2 separate regions of the Homo sapiens genome follow, and region 1 is linked to region 2. Evidence: chromatin contacts called from ENCODE Hi-C or POLR2A ChIA-PET data. All regions are on one chromosome and are shown on one strand. The core of a region is the stretch at or near the end of the contact, and the rest is flanking DNA. Distances in the headings are between cores, read along the strand shown.

The links. Hi-C counts contacts between places; a loop is a spot of excess contacts on that map. ChIA-PET counts read pairs that join two places held with the same protein, here RNA polymerase II (POLR2A).
Region 1: a map of CD8-positive, alpha-beta T cell shows a loop between it and region 2 (19-fold over the local background). The contact joins the promoter of BRD3OS here to the enhancer-like site in region 2. A Hi-C loop is called at or near these places in 1 of 168 maps with a recorded cell type or tissue (CD8-positive, alpha-beta T cell). POLR2A ChIA-PET finds 5 or more read pairs at or near these places in 1 of 52 experiments (CD4-positive, alpha-beta T cell).

Annotation. Positions count from the first base shown.
Region 1 is chr9:134,020,654-134,028,177 of GRCh38, reverse strand. BRD3OS (BRD3 opposite strand) reads right to left here and starts at 2,697. Exons shown (of 3, transcript NM_001355256.2): 1 at 2,642-2,697; 2 at 2,088-2,333; 3 at 1-1,970. The coding sequence starts at 1,430. The coding sequence ends at 1,176. RefSeq lists silencers at 2,404-2,823, 3,134-3,263.
Region 2 is chr9:126,720,786-126,727,433 of GRCh38, reverse strand. It overlaps LOC107987129 (a long non-coding RNA gene), which reads right to left. Exons shown (of 3, transcript XR_001746936.3): 3 at 2,019-5,802. Among named protein-coding and RNA genes, the nearest start is that of ZBTB43, 81 kb to the left of the region's middle. RefSeq lists silencers at 4,337-4,416, 4,477-5,086 and an enhancer at 5,327-5,386. Within about 2 kb of position 4,838, at least 26 of the 41 ENCODE cell types and tissues checked have a DNase peak (open chromatin) inside an H3K27ac peak, as active enhancers do; they include CD4-positive, alpha-beta T cell and CD8-positive, alpha-beta T cell, where a contact is called at or near this core.

The DNA of each region.
Region 1 (7,524 bases), core at 1,448-3,947, 7.3 Mb before region 2:
ATATTACTGCTATAAAAAATGGGAAGCCAAGTAGGATATTACGAACAAGGATAAAAATAAGTGTGAGGAAGGGGAGGAGTGTATTAAAGGATGTTTATTTAGAAAAGAAAAATTAGCTTTGACAAGAGACACCTGCACATTTGTGTAGCCAAGGAGATGTCAGTGAGAGCAGAAGGTGAATCCTTCATGGAGACTGAACACAGGTGGCCAGCTGTGGCAGCGACAGTGAACACATGTCAGTGTCGGCCTGGGGGCAGAGTGGTTGAATGCTTTAAGTCTGGTGGAGAGCCTGCCTTGCTCAGCCCTGTTACTACATGGAAGTCACTGTAGGCCACACATGTGCAACTTACAACTCTCGGGTTTCCTGAATGTGTTTTGGATGCACTGGCCAGTGGGCCGCAAATGCTTGGAAGCTACCATGATGCTTCACAGATGATGATCATTTTGGTAACTCAAAATATAAATGCGGGCTTGGTGCGGTGACCCATGCCTGTAATCCCAGCACTCTGGGAGGCTTGAGCCCAGGACTATAAGACCAGACCAGCCTGGGCAACATAGGGAAACCCTGTCTCTATATACAGTAGTTCGCCTGGAGCCACAGCTACCTGGGAGGCTGAGTTTGGGAGGATCACCTGAGCCCAGGAGATAGAGCCTACAGTGAGCTGTGATTGTGCCACTGTATTCCAGCCTGGGTAACAGAGTGAGACCCCGTCTCAAAAAAGCAAAATACAAAATGTAATGCGACAAAGCTCCTGGTGAGATGCTGCTGCTACTCCGCCATTTATGCTAAAAACAAAAAACTAAAACCTAAAAAACTTGAAAAGGTGGTTTGTAATGGGGATGGGAGGGTTACTCTTGGCCTGGTTTAAACCAAGCATCTAGCAGTGCCCGGGCCTATGCTGTCCCTAGCAGCACCTGGAGAATTCAAATGTCACAACAGCTGACCACGGAGGGGACTCTAGAGGGGAAGTGTCCTGTGCACCAGTCACACCGCGGCTGTGCTGAGGGGTTCGGGGGCCAATTCTGCGCTTCTTGGGTTCTTACACCACAGTTTGATCTTCACGTTCATTATTCAAAATCTTCCAGCAAGGATTGGAAATCAACAAGACAACTGAATGAAACTCAGGTCTGTTTTCCTCAAAGTGTGGTCCTGGGTTCAGGTGCTCACATCGGAATTACATAATTGTGCAAAACTTGGACTGCCCTGTGTCCCTAGAGACCTCGAGCTTGTTTTTGTCTCGGACCAAGATGGCCTCATTTCCATACTGTGAGTACCACATGCTTCGGCTCCTGCTCAGGTACGTCCCAGGTGGCACCGACTCCAACTTCTGCTGTTGCTGCTGCCAGATGAGCAAGGAGGTGTCCCTGTACCGGAGGCGGGCGTAGCCTTCAGACAAGGCCTTCTCTGCCAGGGGGACACGGCCACTCATCCCCTCCCCCGTCCCGCTGGACTCCTGGGAACCCTGCTGTTCTGAGACGGCCCACGCGCACTAAATTAACGGACAGCTTTCCCAGCTTTGGGGCTTAAGGATCCCTCGTTTAACTGAATGGTAGAAATTAGGAATTCCGCCCATTTGCAGGCAACGTCCTCAGGAGGGTTGTGTGGTGAGGAAATGAGGCGGCCTCACCATTCTGAAGACACCTGAGACCCATTCAGGGGACCGCACACAGGTCAGAGCGGCGCCCGGCCACAGCTCTTCCGGGTGCAGCTGTGTGGAATTGACAGGGACGAGGCGTCACACCCTGGGGGGTGATTCTGCCACCATGGCCTGGACCACTGAGCTTGAAGAGATGGATCCAGTGCCCTGAGGAAGGGACATGGTGGCCCCAGACGCAAGCTGGAAGGAGCTCCGGTGGCACGCCCCGCACGCATCTGTCCGGGCCAGCTTTCAGGGCAACGGCTGTTCTGACCCACCCTGGGGATCCAGCCCCAGCGTTTGTTCAGGTCTCGTCTCTCCCCAAAGGTGCTGCTGCAAAGGAACGAACGTGCTGTCAGGAGAGGGGAAGTCAAGCGCCCCGGCAGCGGCGGCAGTCTGCAGCGCAGCATCAAGTCTCTGGGGGTCAGCGGCCTAGATCGAGCTACTTACGTCCCGTGGGGCAGCCTGGGAGCTGGGTGGAGAGTGAGACGGGCGCCCAGTGCCAGCTTTTTCAGTCACTGGGAGGTGCTGGGGAGGCTGCTTGTTGGGGCTTCAGGGTCTCCATCTGTGAAACAGGAGCCAGCGGCGCTTGAAAGGGCGCGGGTTCCCGGAGACGCCGCCAGGCGTCAGCCCCGGGACCGGAAGGGGCCCCCAGGGCCGCCTTGCTGCTCCGAGCATCCAGCTCCCGTGAGGCCCCTGGACCCAAACAAAAACGATGTCAGGAGAAAACAAACAGGGAAGCATCGCAACCCACTCCCGAACGCCTTCCCAGCTGCGCAGCGTCAGGGACCTCCCCTCCTGGGATGCCTGCGCTAGGTCAGCCTCAGCTTCCCGGGCCCCCATCGCGCGTCCCCGCCACCTGCGCGCACCCTGGGGTCCCCGTCGCGTGGCCCGCGGCCCCCATCCCCGCGCCCCAGACCCCGCGCGCTCTGGGTCGCCCCATCCTCCAGCCCCCTATCGTCTGCCCGCATCCCCGGGTCCCCCACGTCGCCCGCCCCAGTCACCGCTCGTCGCGGGCCTCGGAGATGCGGGCAGCGGCGCGACGCACTGCGGGGCTCCCAGGGCGGGGCCGGCGGCCGCTGGGCCGTGTCTCCATGGCAGCGCCGCAGGCCTGGCGAGCCGAGCGCAGAGGCTGGGCAGGCGTGTGCGACGAGCCCAAGCCATCGATCGCTCCGCGAGGAGGGGCTGGGCCCGCCCCGAATAGGAACTGGAAGAGGAGGAGGAGGGGCTGGAGGAGGAGGGGCTGGAGGAGGAGGGGCTGGAGGAGGAGGAGGGAGGAGGAGGAGGAGCTGGGAGAGGAGGGGCTGGGAGAGGAGAAAGGGCTGGATGAGGAGGAGGGGCTGGAGGAGGAGGAGGGGCTGGGAGAGGAGGAGCTGAACGAGAAGGAGGAGCAGAAGGAGGAGTGGAGGAGAAGGAGGAGCAGGAGGAGGAGCTGGGGGAGGAGGAGGAGCTGAGAGAGGAGGAGGAGATGGAGGAGGAGGGGCTGGATGGTGAGGGGCTGGGAAAGGAGGAGGGGCTGGGAGCGGAGGTGGGAGGAGGGGCTGGCAGAGGAGAAGGGGCTGAGGAGGTACTGGAAAAGAAAGAGGAGCAGGAGCTGGAGGAAGACGTGGAGGAGGAGCTGGAGGAGGATGAAGAGAAGGAGTGGGACGCCCACAACCCTGTTAGTAAGACACTGCCGGACTGTATGGTCTTATCATCTTGGTTTTCGTATTTCTGCTTGTGTGGTTACTTTTGCCACTGCTGTTACTGCTTTTATTAGTATTCTTACTCTCAGTAATTGATACAATTATTTTTAATTAATTAAATGTCCGGGCTTACTATCTCAAAAATAGGTCTTGAATTTCTCCATCTCATCCAACCAAGCCAGGCCTCTATACTGCTCATTTGGACTCCTCAACAGCCCCATGAAAGCAAGGTCTATTTCCTTTTCTCACTCCACCTCCAATCATACTCCAATAGCACTCTTTTAGTATCTACCCTTTTCCCCTAATTTTATGGTTTTCTCCAATGCCAATTAAGAAAACTAGCATAATGGAACCTGGTGTGGTGGCTCACCTCTGAGTCCCACCTACTTGGGAGGCTGAGGCAGGAGGATCCCTTGAGCCAGGAGTTCGAGGCTGCAGTGAGCCATAATCATGCCACTGCACTTCAGCTGGGACGAAACAGCAAAACCCCATCTCTAAAAAAAAAGAAAATAAGCATAACAGACATCCAAGGAAGATGCTTAGTGTGAGCACTAAGCCCACAGCTGTGGAACGCACATTCTTTTTTTTTTTTTTTTTGAAAGGGAATCTCACTCTGTCACCCAGGGTGGAGTGTGGTGGCACGATCTCAGCTCACTGCAACCTCCGCCCCCCAGGTTCAAGCGATTCTCCTGCCTCAGCCTCCTGAGTAGCTGGGACTACAGGCGCCGGCAACCACGCCCAGCTAATTTTTGTATTTTTAGTAGAGACAGGGTTTCACCATATTGGCCAGGCTGGTCTCGAACTCCTGACCTTGTGATCCGCCTGCCTCGCACTTTCTTCACAAGTACCTACACAGGACGTTTAGCAAAACTGATCACATGCTGGACCATAAATCAGTTTCAACAAATTTGAAAACGTTTAAATCTTACATGATCTCCCAGTCTTCCGACCTGGGAAAAGACAGCAACCGAAGTTATACTGCTTTCAAGAGACACAAGAACAGGCCTGTATTCAAAGACCCATTTAACACTTTTACCTCTATCTGGCTGGGTGCGGTTTTCACGCCTGTAATCCCAGCACTTTGGGAGGCCTAGGCGGTCACATCACTTGAGGTCAGGAGTTCGAGACCAGCCTAGCCAACATGATGAAACCCTGTCTCTACCAAAAATATAAAAAATTAGCCCAGTGTGGTGGCAGGCGCCTGTAATCCCAGCTACTCAGGAGGCTGAGGCAGGAGAATCTCTTGAACCCAGGAGGCGGAGGTTGCAGTGAGCTGAGATTGCACCATTGCACTCCAGCTTGGGTGACAGAGTGAGACCCCATCTCAAAAAAAAAAAAAAAAAATTGCCTCTAAGCTAATATAATTTGTTCTATGCCTTGAACTAAATAATTTGAATATTTAGTTACCTGTAAGCTTCCTTTTCCTGTCGTTGTCAAAACCAAATAGGACTTATATTTCTGTTCGAAACATTTACTTATGTTTTGTTTTCCAGAGTCAAAAAGCTGTTTTTCCTTTTAAGCTATTTTATAGCTACAACAATTAAGTAAAAAATGAAGATTACCTCTCTTTTTCTACCTGATATCTCCAGAATCTGAAAATGATTTAAAATCCCATTGGCTCCAATCTGATTTGATATCAAACACCCTCCCTCTAGGCCCAGGGACAATTGCAGAAGAGGTAAACGCATGAGATTGTAAGGGCTGGTTTCGAGGGATAAAATTTGTTCAGACCCTCTGAATCAAAGATGGTTCACAAATACCTAAATAGCTGATAGCTCAATACATAAAACTTAGAGATAAGTCAATTTTGTAACCTCACGTTTTGGATTTTGGTTTTTGCCTCTTATGTTGCACAAAAGGTTGTTTTTTGTTGTTGTTGTTGTTTGTTTTATTTTGATTTTTTTGAGATGGAATCTCGCTCTGTCGCCCAGACCGGAGTACAATGGTGCAATCTCAGCTCACTGCAACCTCCGCCTCCCAGGTTCAAGTGATTCTCCTGCCTCAGCCTCCCGAGTAGCTAGGGTTACAGGCATGTGCCACCATGCCTGGCTCATTTTGTATTTTTAGTGGAGACAGGGTTTCACTATGTTGATCAGGCTGGTCTCAAACTCCTGACCTCGTGATCCACCCGCCTCAGACTCCCAAAGTGCTAGGATTACAGGCATAAGCCACCGCACCTGGCTGCACAAAAGGTTTTTAAGGGTGAATGAGTGCCTGCCCATCTCCTTTCCTATCTGTCCTAAAACATTTAATTAGCTGTCTTTCAGTCTTTTGGCTCTAAGTCTCTTGGCCATAGGGATCCCACCAAGGGACAAGATGGACCCAGTGCAGGTAGCACACAGCCCCAGCAACGATATAGGACAAAATAAAAGTTTGGTCATCAATGCCATCTCTGGCAAATCTTGGCCAAAAGAAGGGAATATAAACTAAAAATAAAATCCTAAACTCCTCACTGACTGAACGGATCCCCTCTTGGCCAAGGGGACCTCAGAAAAAACTTAAAACTGAGTTCCCAGCCACGATGGGATAGGAGAGCCCACTCATGTCGTTATAACTCCTCCCTTTGGTGACTTAGAGACAAGGCACTAGCATTTGCGTTAAAATATGTAAGACTGAAAACATAGAAGACTGAAAAACAGACTCTTTATGGCGATAACATACCAAATTATAAATAAGACCTGTGGCTGGGCATGGTGACTCACATCTGTAATCCCAGCACTTTGAGAGTCCAAGGCGGGCAGATCACTTGAGGCTGAGAGTTCGAGACCAGCCTGGCCAACATGGTGAACCCCCATCTCTACAAAAAATACAAAAATTAGCTGGACATAGTGGCGCATGCCTGTAATCCCAGCTACTTGGGAGGCTGAGGCAGGAAAACCACTTGAACCCAGGAGGTGGAGGTTGCAGTGAGCCAAGATGGCACAACTGCACTCCAGTCTGGGTGACAAAGTGAGACTCTGATTCCAAAAATAAATAAATTAATTAATTAATAAGATTTAGGGCCATGCCAGGCACAAGTTAAGTCCTACACCTCTACAATTAAAGAATAAACTCTATTCTCACTGCCACGAGGTTGTTCCTTTTCTCTAGCAGCTAAGTAAGTACTGACCTCAAGATAAACAATGTTAAAACGATTTGCAGCTCATCCAGCTCCAGATGCTAACTGACCCCATTCACCCACCATAACTAGCTTTCTCTTCTTTTGAAACAGCGTCTCACTCTGTCCTCCAGGCTAGAGTGCAGTGGTGCAATCCTGGCTGAGTGCAGCTTCAACCTCCCAGCCTCAAGCAATCCTCCCACCTCAGCCTCCCAAGTAGCTGGGCCTACAGGTGTGCACCACTAGGTGTACCAGTAGGTCCACCCGGGAGGTGGAGTTTGCACCCAGCTACTTTTTGTATTTTTGGTAGAGATGGGGTTTTGCCATGTTGCCTAGGCTGATCTCAAATTCCTGGGCTTAAACAATCCTCCCATCGTGGCCTCCCAAAGTGCTGGGACTACAGGTGTGAGCCACTATGCCCAGCCAACTACAGCTTTCATTGAACAAGAGACTGATTTCAGCAACTTTCTCCAGGTAAGACCACTGACTATGGATTGGTTCCGGCTGGTTCAGAGAGGCTGCATACTTGTGTGCTTTTGTGTCCTGGAAAGACCTTTTTACTATAAGGCCTAATTTTATTTTATGTATGTATATATTTTTATTTATTTGAGACGGAGTCTCCCACTATTGCCCAGGCTGGAGTGCTGTGGTGCCATCTCGGCTCACTGCAACCTCCGCCTCCTGGGTTCAAGTGATTCTCCTGCCTCAGCCTCCCAAGTAGCTAAGACTACAGGTGTGCACCACGGTGCCCAGCTAGTTTTTTTTTTATTTTTAGTAGAGACTGGGTTTCACCGTATTGGCCAGACCTCAGCCTCCCAAAGTGCTGGGATTACAGGCGCGAGCCACTGCACCCAGCCTATAAGGCCTAATTTTAGTACATTTTGATGCTAAGTCTCCACCCCAAGGTGAACATGAGTTGTATGTTACATGCATGTTTGTTCAGTATGCATGTTGTCAGGACCTTCATGAATATTCATAGCTCCTCCTATAACCTGTTGAATGTGTATGTTTAGCCAACCTGTTCAGCATGGAGCTCCTGCCCCAACCCCTCCTCCTTCAGAGGCACATTTTCCAGCCTGTGGGATGGCCACCTTGCTGGCTGTAA
Region 2 (6,648 bases), core at 3,589-6,088:
ATTTGGAAGATCATATATAGAAATAAATTCTAGGTGATTGAAGGCCTAAATGCAAAAAAAAAAAAAAATCAAAGCATTTAAAATAGAAGAAATCAGCTGGGTGAGGTGGCTCACACCTGTAATCCCAGCAATTTGGGAGGCCGAGGAGGGTGGATCACCTGAGGTCAGGAGTTTGGGACCAGCCTGACCAACATGATGAAACTCCATCTTGACTAAAAATACAAAAATTAGCTGGGTGTGGTAGCGTGCACCTGTAGTCCCAGCTACTCGGGAGGCTGGGGCAGGAGAATCACTGGAAACTGGGAGGCAGAGTTTGCAGTGGGCTGAGATTGTACCACTGCACTCCAGCCTGGGTGACAGAGCGAGACTCCATCTCAAAAAATAAATAAATACAAATAAAAAATAAAATAGAAGAAATTATTAAAGAATATCTCATGGTCTTGTTTAGGGAAAAATTTCTTAAGTATTGGAAAGAAAGAAGGAAGGAAGGAAAGAGGAAAGGACAGAAGGAAAGAAGGAAGGAAGGAATAAAAGGAGAAAGGAAGGAGAGAAGGGAAGAAAGGAAGGAAAGAGGGAGGGAGGGAGGGAGGGAGGAAGAAAAGCACTAACTCTGAAGACTGATAAATCTGACTCTTCATTCTGTTCTATTGTTTTATTTGCCTATCCTTGTGCCAAAACCATTATATATAAAGGCATCCTAAATTTAAAAAAGTTTTTACATCCATTGAAGTACAGAAAAAAATTTATCAAAATTACTGAGTTGATTTTATATGTTTTGACCATGAAAAACTAAGAATGTGCAGTGATGGATTTGTTAATTAGCTTGCTTTGATCATTCCACAATTTAAACATATATCAAAACATCACATTGTACCCCATAAATATATAATATATACGGCTATTTTTTATCATCTAAAAATGAAATAAAATTTGAAATAACACTCTTCAAAAGTATTTTAAAACCACAAAGTCGGAGAAAATATTTTCACAATAAAAAATGTAAAGGATTTATATTCAGTTTATGTAAACAACTTCTTCAGTCCAATAAGGTAAAGACAAACAACCAGCAGAAAAATAGACAAAGGGTGCGAACAGCAAATACGCAAAGGAGAAAATGGGAATTTCCCATAACAAATGAAAAGATGCTCAACTACTTCATTCATAATTGGGTGAAGACCCCCACAGTTAAAAGATTAACAAGATATCATATCACATCCTTCAAATGGGCAAAAATTTAAAAGTCTGGCAGTAGCAAGTATTAGTAAGGATGTGGAGAAATGAAGATTTGCGCACTGCTGGTGGCAGGGTAAATTAGGGCAACAACTTTGGAGAGCAATTTGGAAATACAATTTGACAATATACACACCCTGGCACCAAGCAATTCCACTCCTTAGTGTATGCGCCAGAGCCATTTTGCTGTAATACACAAACAGACATGCATGAGGATGATCATTTGTAATTGCAACAAAACCAGAAAACAATCTGTATGTCTACAAACAGTGGGGTAAATAAAGAAATTTCAGTCGTTTTGTACAACGGGCTACTTATCATCAGATAAAAGGAATGAACAAAAGCTACATATATCAATGTGGACAAATCCTAGAAAATAATGTTTAGTGAAAAGTTGGGAATGATTCTGTTCAGGTAAATATGTACATGATAGTTTATAACAACTTATGTAAATACACAAAATAATGCTACATTTTTACAGGTACCTTTATAGTAAAAGTGTAAACATGAGAACAGGCAGAATAAACACCAGCTAAAAACAGTAGTTGGCCGAGCTTGGTGGCTCATGCCTGTAATTCCAGCACTTTGGGAGGCTGAGGCGGGAGGATCACCTGAGGTCGGGAGTTTGAGACCAGCTTGACCAACATGGAGAAACCCCATCTCTACTAAAAATACAAAATTAGCTGGGTGTCGTGGTGTATGCCTGTAATCCCAGCTACTCAGGAAAGGCTGAGGCAGGAGACGCTTGAACCCAGGAGGCAGAGGTTGCAGTGAGCTGAGATCGAGCCATTGCACTCCAGCCTGGGCAACAAGAGCAAAACTCCATCTCAAAAAAACAAAAAGAAAACAAAAACAAAAAACCGTAGTCACTTCTGAGTCAGTAGGTGTGAAGAAGGTAGTAAAAAGAGACAAGGAAGGCACAATCAGATAGATATAATAAGGCACAAATCTTTTTTCTTTTTTTTTTTTTCTTGAGAAGGGGTCTTGCTCTATCACCCAGGCTGTAGTGCAGTGGCACAATCACAGCTCACTGCAGCCTCGACCTTATGGCTCAAGAGATCCTCCTGCCTCAGCCTTCCAAGTAGCTGGGACTACAGGTGTGTACCACCACGTCCTGCTAATTTATTTTATTTTATTTTCAGTAGAGACAATGTCTCACTATGTTTTCCAGGCCGCCAGGCACCCATATTTAAAAAAAAAAAAATCCAGCAGTGGTTCTGATGGAAACCCTGGATAAAGAACAATCACCTAAGGCCCTGGGTTCCAATCATGGTGTTGAATCCCTGGCTCAGGTAAGCGGGAACAAGCCTTTACCTGCCTAGCATGTGCAGGGGTAGGAACTCCTTCCTTATGACAGACAATCCCTGGTCCTCCAGCCTGCAGCCACACGGAAACAAAGGAGAGGGCACACACAGGTGGACTGGTTCTAGGAAAGCTCCGCTCCCAGACTTCACCCTCCAGTAATAACCTTGGCCTTAACCACCTACGTTGGCTCCTCAGAGGTGTGGCTTAGCTGTAGGTTAGGGAAGAGAGGAACCTGAGCTTTCCTAGAGGCCAAAAGCGTGGCCTCTAGGAAAAAGAATAGTAATGAAAACAATGACTTCCAGAGCACTTCCAAAGTGCCAGACACTGCAGAAATGACGGGCCCAACGTCCCTAAGCCAGGGGGTGGCAAAGTCAGGATTCAAGTCCAGGTCCTTCATTCAGACTCCCTAAGACTGGCTCTTAATCACTGTGCCACAGGAACCTTGGGTCATTAAACCTTCATGGTGTGGCCCAAACCGGTTTCCTCTCCTTACTGCCTGCCCATGACTGCCCTGCTTGCCTGCCCCGGAGAGTGTACTCTCCTCCAAGCACATGGAGCACCCCGTGGTGGCGATGATGCTGTTGACAGCTGCATGCCTTTCTTCTTACTGTGGTCCTTCCTGCCTGGTGCCATCTATGTGGCAAGGCCTCATTGTTCCTCAGGGCTCTACAGAATGCACCAGGCTCTTGGCTGCTTACCTCTGCCTCCCCTATTTCAGCTGTGCGCTCTCAAAGGTGGGGACCGACTGACTTATCTCTCTATCCCCAGCTGATGAATAGAGGGGATGAGTGATACACGAATGAGTGAATGAATGAATGGTAATGGTGATGGGAATCAAATGGCAGCAACGCGGAAGAGGGAGATGCGGTGCCTGTAACCATGGTAACGATGATGTCGCTGAGTGATAATGCTAGGAAGATGGTAACCATGGTAACACTGATGGTGAGGCCTGCTCGGACAGTCCTGGCGCCTCAGCTGCCGTGGTCCATGCCAAGCCCGACCTGCTCAGTGGCCGAACAAGATGCTAAGCACAATTAGCAATTGCTGTTCTGTTCCCTGTCCCAAGACCCCCGCCCAGGGCTGAGTTTCACGGTAGTCAAACCCTCTTCCTGAGTGGCTCCAAGACTCAGGAAAGAACACATGTTTGGGGGGCGGGAGGGGTGGCGTGCAGCTTGCATGCATGTGTATGTGCGTGCGCGGAAGAGGCTGTGTGATGGGCAAGTGGGTAAGGTGTGGTGTGCGCTAAGGGCAGTCCTGCTGGTGCTAGCGCCAGGGGACTGGGAAGAGGAACGGTTCCCTTCGTGCGCGCCGGGCTGATGCGTGGGGGGCGCCGCGTGAGTGCGCCGGTGGCTGGGAGTCCGGCGGCCGCGTGTGTGGCAGCGGAGCGGTGTTTCTGGGAGGGGCGCCAGGTTCCGGGGCTGGGGGGTGGGGAGCTCCGCCCCATCCATCACCCGGAGCGCAGCGAGCCAGGCGGATATCACGGTGTCAGGCGGCTCTGCTCGCAGATCTTATCCTCTTCATTTCCGCCCGAGCCTAGCCCGCCCGCGCGGGCTCCCTGAAGGCTCCATCCATCACCTGGGATCGACGGGGCGGCCCGGGGAAGGGGGTCTCAGACTGTGCGGGGAGGGAGGGAGCGGTGGGAACCAGACCCACCATGGACACCGAGAAAGGAGAGGGACAAGTTTTTAGTGGGGCAGGGGGGTCTGGGTTTGCTTTTCCACGTGGGGGAGGGGACGCTCTCTGCCCTGGAGGGGGAGAGCTTCTCGGGCCAGCTCGGCCCCCGCCTGGGACTGGGGCCGTTGGCTGGGTCCCGATCCCCGAGTGCCTGGGGCAGCGCTGGAAAGGGAGAGAGCCCTCGCCCGCCCGGGGAGAGGCTGCTGTGCGCGGGGCCCGCACCTGGACCCTCCAGGGTGACCTGGGGCCTGGGCAGCGCGGGCGGGGGCGGGCGCCCCGGGGGGAGGCCTTATTTCATTTCCCCGCGCCGCTGAGGTTTCTGCGAAGTGTCTCTCTCACCTCTTTAAATTTTACGGCGCTTGGCCCATGGCCGCCGGGCCCCGCCCTGGGGAGGAAGCGGGTGCTGGCTCTGGGAGCCTCCCCGGCCGAGGGGTGGCCCCACCAGGCCGGGTGCGGGTCAGGCCCGGGGCGTCCGAACTCCGAGGGGCGCCCGGCCTGTGCCCTACTCTGGTTCCCGGGGCCTTCCCGGAGGGGGTCTGGGCTGTCGGGGCCCAGGGGGCGGGGCTGGCCTCGGAACGTCTCCGTCCGGCCCCGCCCCCTTTCTGGGCCTCGTCTCGGGCCACGCCTCTCCCCTGCTCCCGGGGAGCGCAGCGGGGTGGGCGGTGGGAGGGGACTGCTGGGGGAGGGAGTCAGAGGAGCAGAAATCCGGGCCAGCCTGGAAGCCCAGTTGCCACCGCCACCCCCAACTTCCCCTGGGGGCAGAGCGGTGTTCCCAAGACCTGAGTCAGGGCGGAATACTCCAGTCGAGCCAGGCAGGCCAGCCAGGTCCCCGAGGCCGGCCCGGGCTGGCACCTGCCTGGAGACCAGGTTGGGGGCTGGAGGTAAAGGGAGGGGCATGGGGTGGCCTCTGGGTCTCAGCGCTCTTCCTTCAGAACCCTGAGGTAACTGACCAGTATCAATCTGGAGACAGTGGGGAACCTGCCCTAGGTGTGGGCGTGAGAGGCGTGTGGCCTGGGAGTGGGGTCGAAGGAGGAGAGGGGCACATGAACAGGAGATAAGTGTGAACAAGAGGGGCCTGAGGGAAGAGGGGCTGTGAACCGCAGAGGGGTGAGACAGGAGGAAGGGTGAGCAGAGGGCACGGAGGGTCTGAGGAGTCACTGCCTAAAGACACAGAGCGAATAAGTCAGGATTTGAACTTGGTTCTGTCTGACTCCCAAGCCACCTGTCTTAGAGTTGCAGTCATTAACTTGATTCTACAATGTACTCCTTATTAATTCAGCCCCAGGCTACACAGCTAGCTGCCACAGATATAACTTTGTGACATGCATGTAACCAGAACAAGGAAACGGGACACGGAACAGAAGTACACGGAACAGAAATTTGGTTCTACTGGTCCGGAAGATGCAGGGGCCAGTGGCCTGGAGGTGCCTGGGGTGCCCCCTGCAGAGGCTGTGGGATGCCAGGGGTGGTGCAGTGCAGAGTGGGTGGGGCCTGGTGGCAAGATTGCAGCTGGTACTGCCCACAGAGTGACTGGAACCTGCCAGAAGCTTCCAGGCTGAAGAAGGCTCTGGAACATTCTTTTTCTCTATTGACCTGGAGAGAAAAGGTCCTGGATATCACACTCCAGGGAGGTCAGCCCCAGCATCTGTATGAGGAAAACTGGTCACTTTCACATGACCCAGCAGGGGCCTGAATGGCCACCCCTACCCTAGTCCCTCCCTGCTCCTGTGCCCCCTCTCAGGTTGACGCTACCATCCTTTTTGCCCCAATATCTCACCAAGTCCAGCTGCTCTGTCCTAAACATTTCTCCAGTCTGTCGCCCCCCTTTTTTTTTTGAGACGGGGTCTGGCTGTGTTGCCCTGGCTGGAGTTCAATCGCCCGATCTTGGCTCCGCCTCCTGGGTTCCTATGATTCTCATGTCTCAGCCTCCTGAGTAGCTGGGATCACAGGCGTGTGCCACCACGCCCGGCTAATTTGTTTTGTATTTTTAGTAGAGATGGGATTTCACCATGTTGGCCAGGCTGGTCTCAAACTCCTGGCCTCAAGCAATCTACTCGCTTCGGCCTCCCAAAGTGCTGCAATTACAGGTGTGAGCCATGGCACCCAGCCAAATCTGCCCCTTCCTTGCATATCCCCGTAGCTACACCCTTTATGTTGGTTACTGTGATCTCTCTTCTGCATTATTGTAAGGGGCCTTTTGCCGGGTTCCCTGGCTCCTATCCATCCTCAATGCCATGAAGACAACACTCTCCTAAAACCATTTAAGGCTGCCCACTCCTTCCGGGATAAGGCCCAAGTTCACAGCAGTGTCCTGCAAGCTCTGTTGTGGCTCCTCTCTGTGGTCACCTTTTCTGCTTCCGTTCCCTTGTTTTACTAAAGTCACTGCTGTTTCGTTCCTCTGAGCCCACCGCATTGTGCTTCCTTCTGCCTGTAATGCCC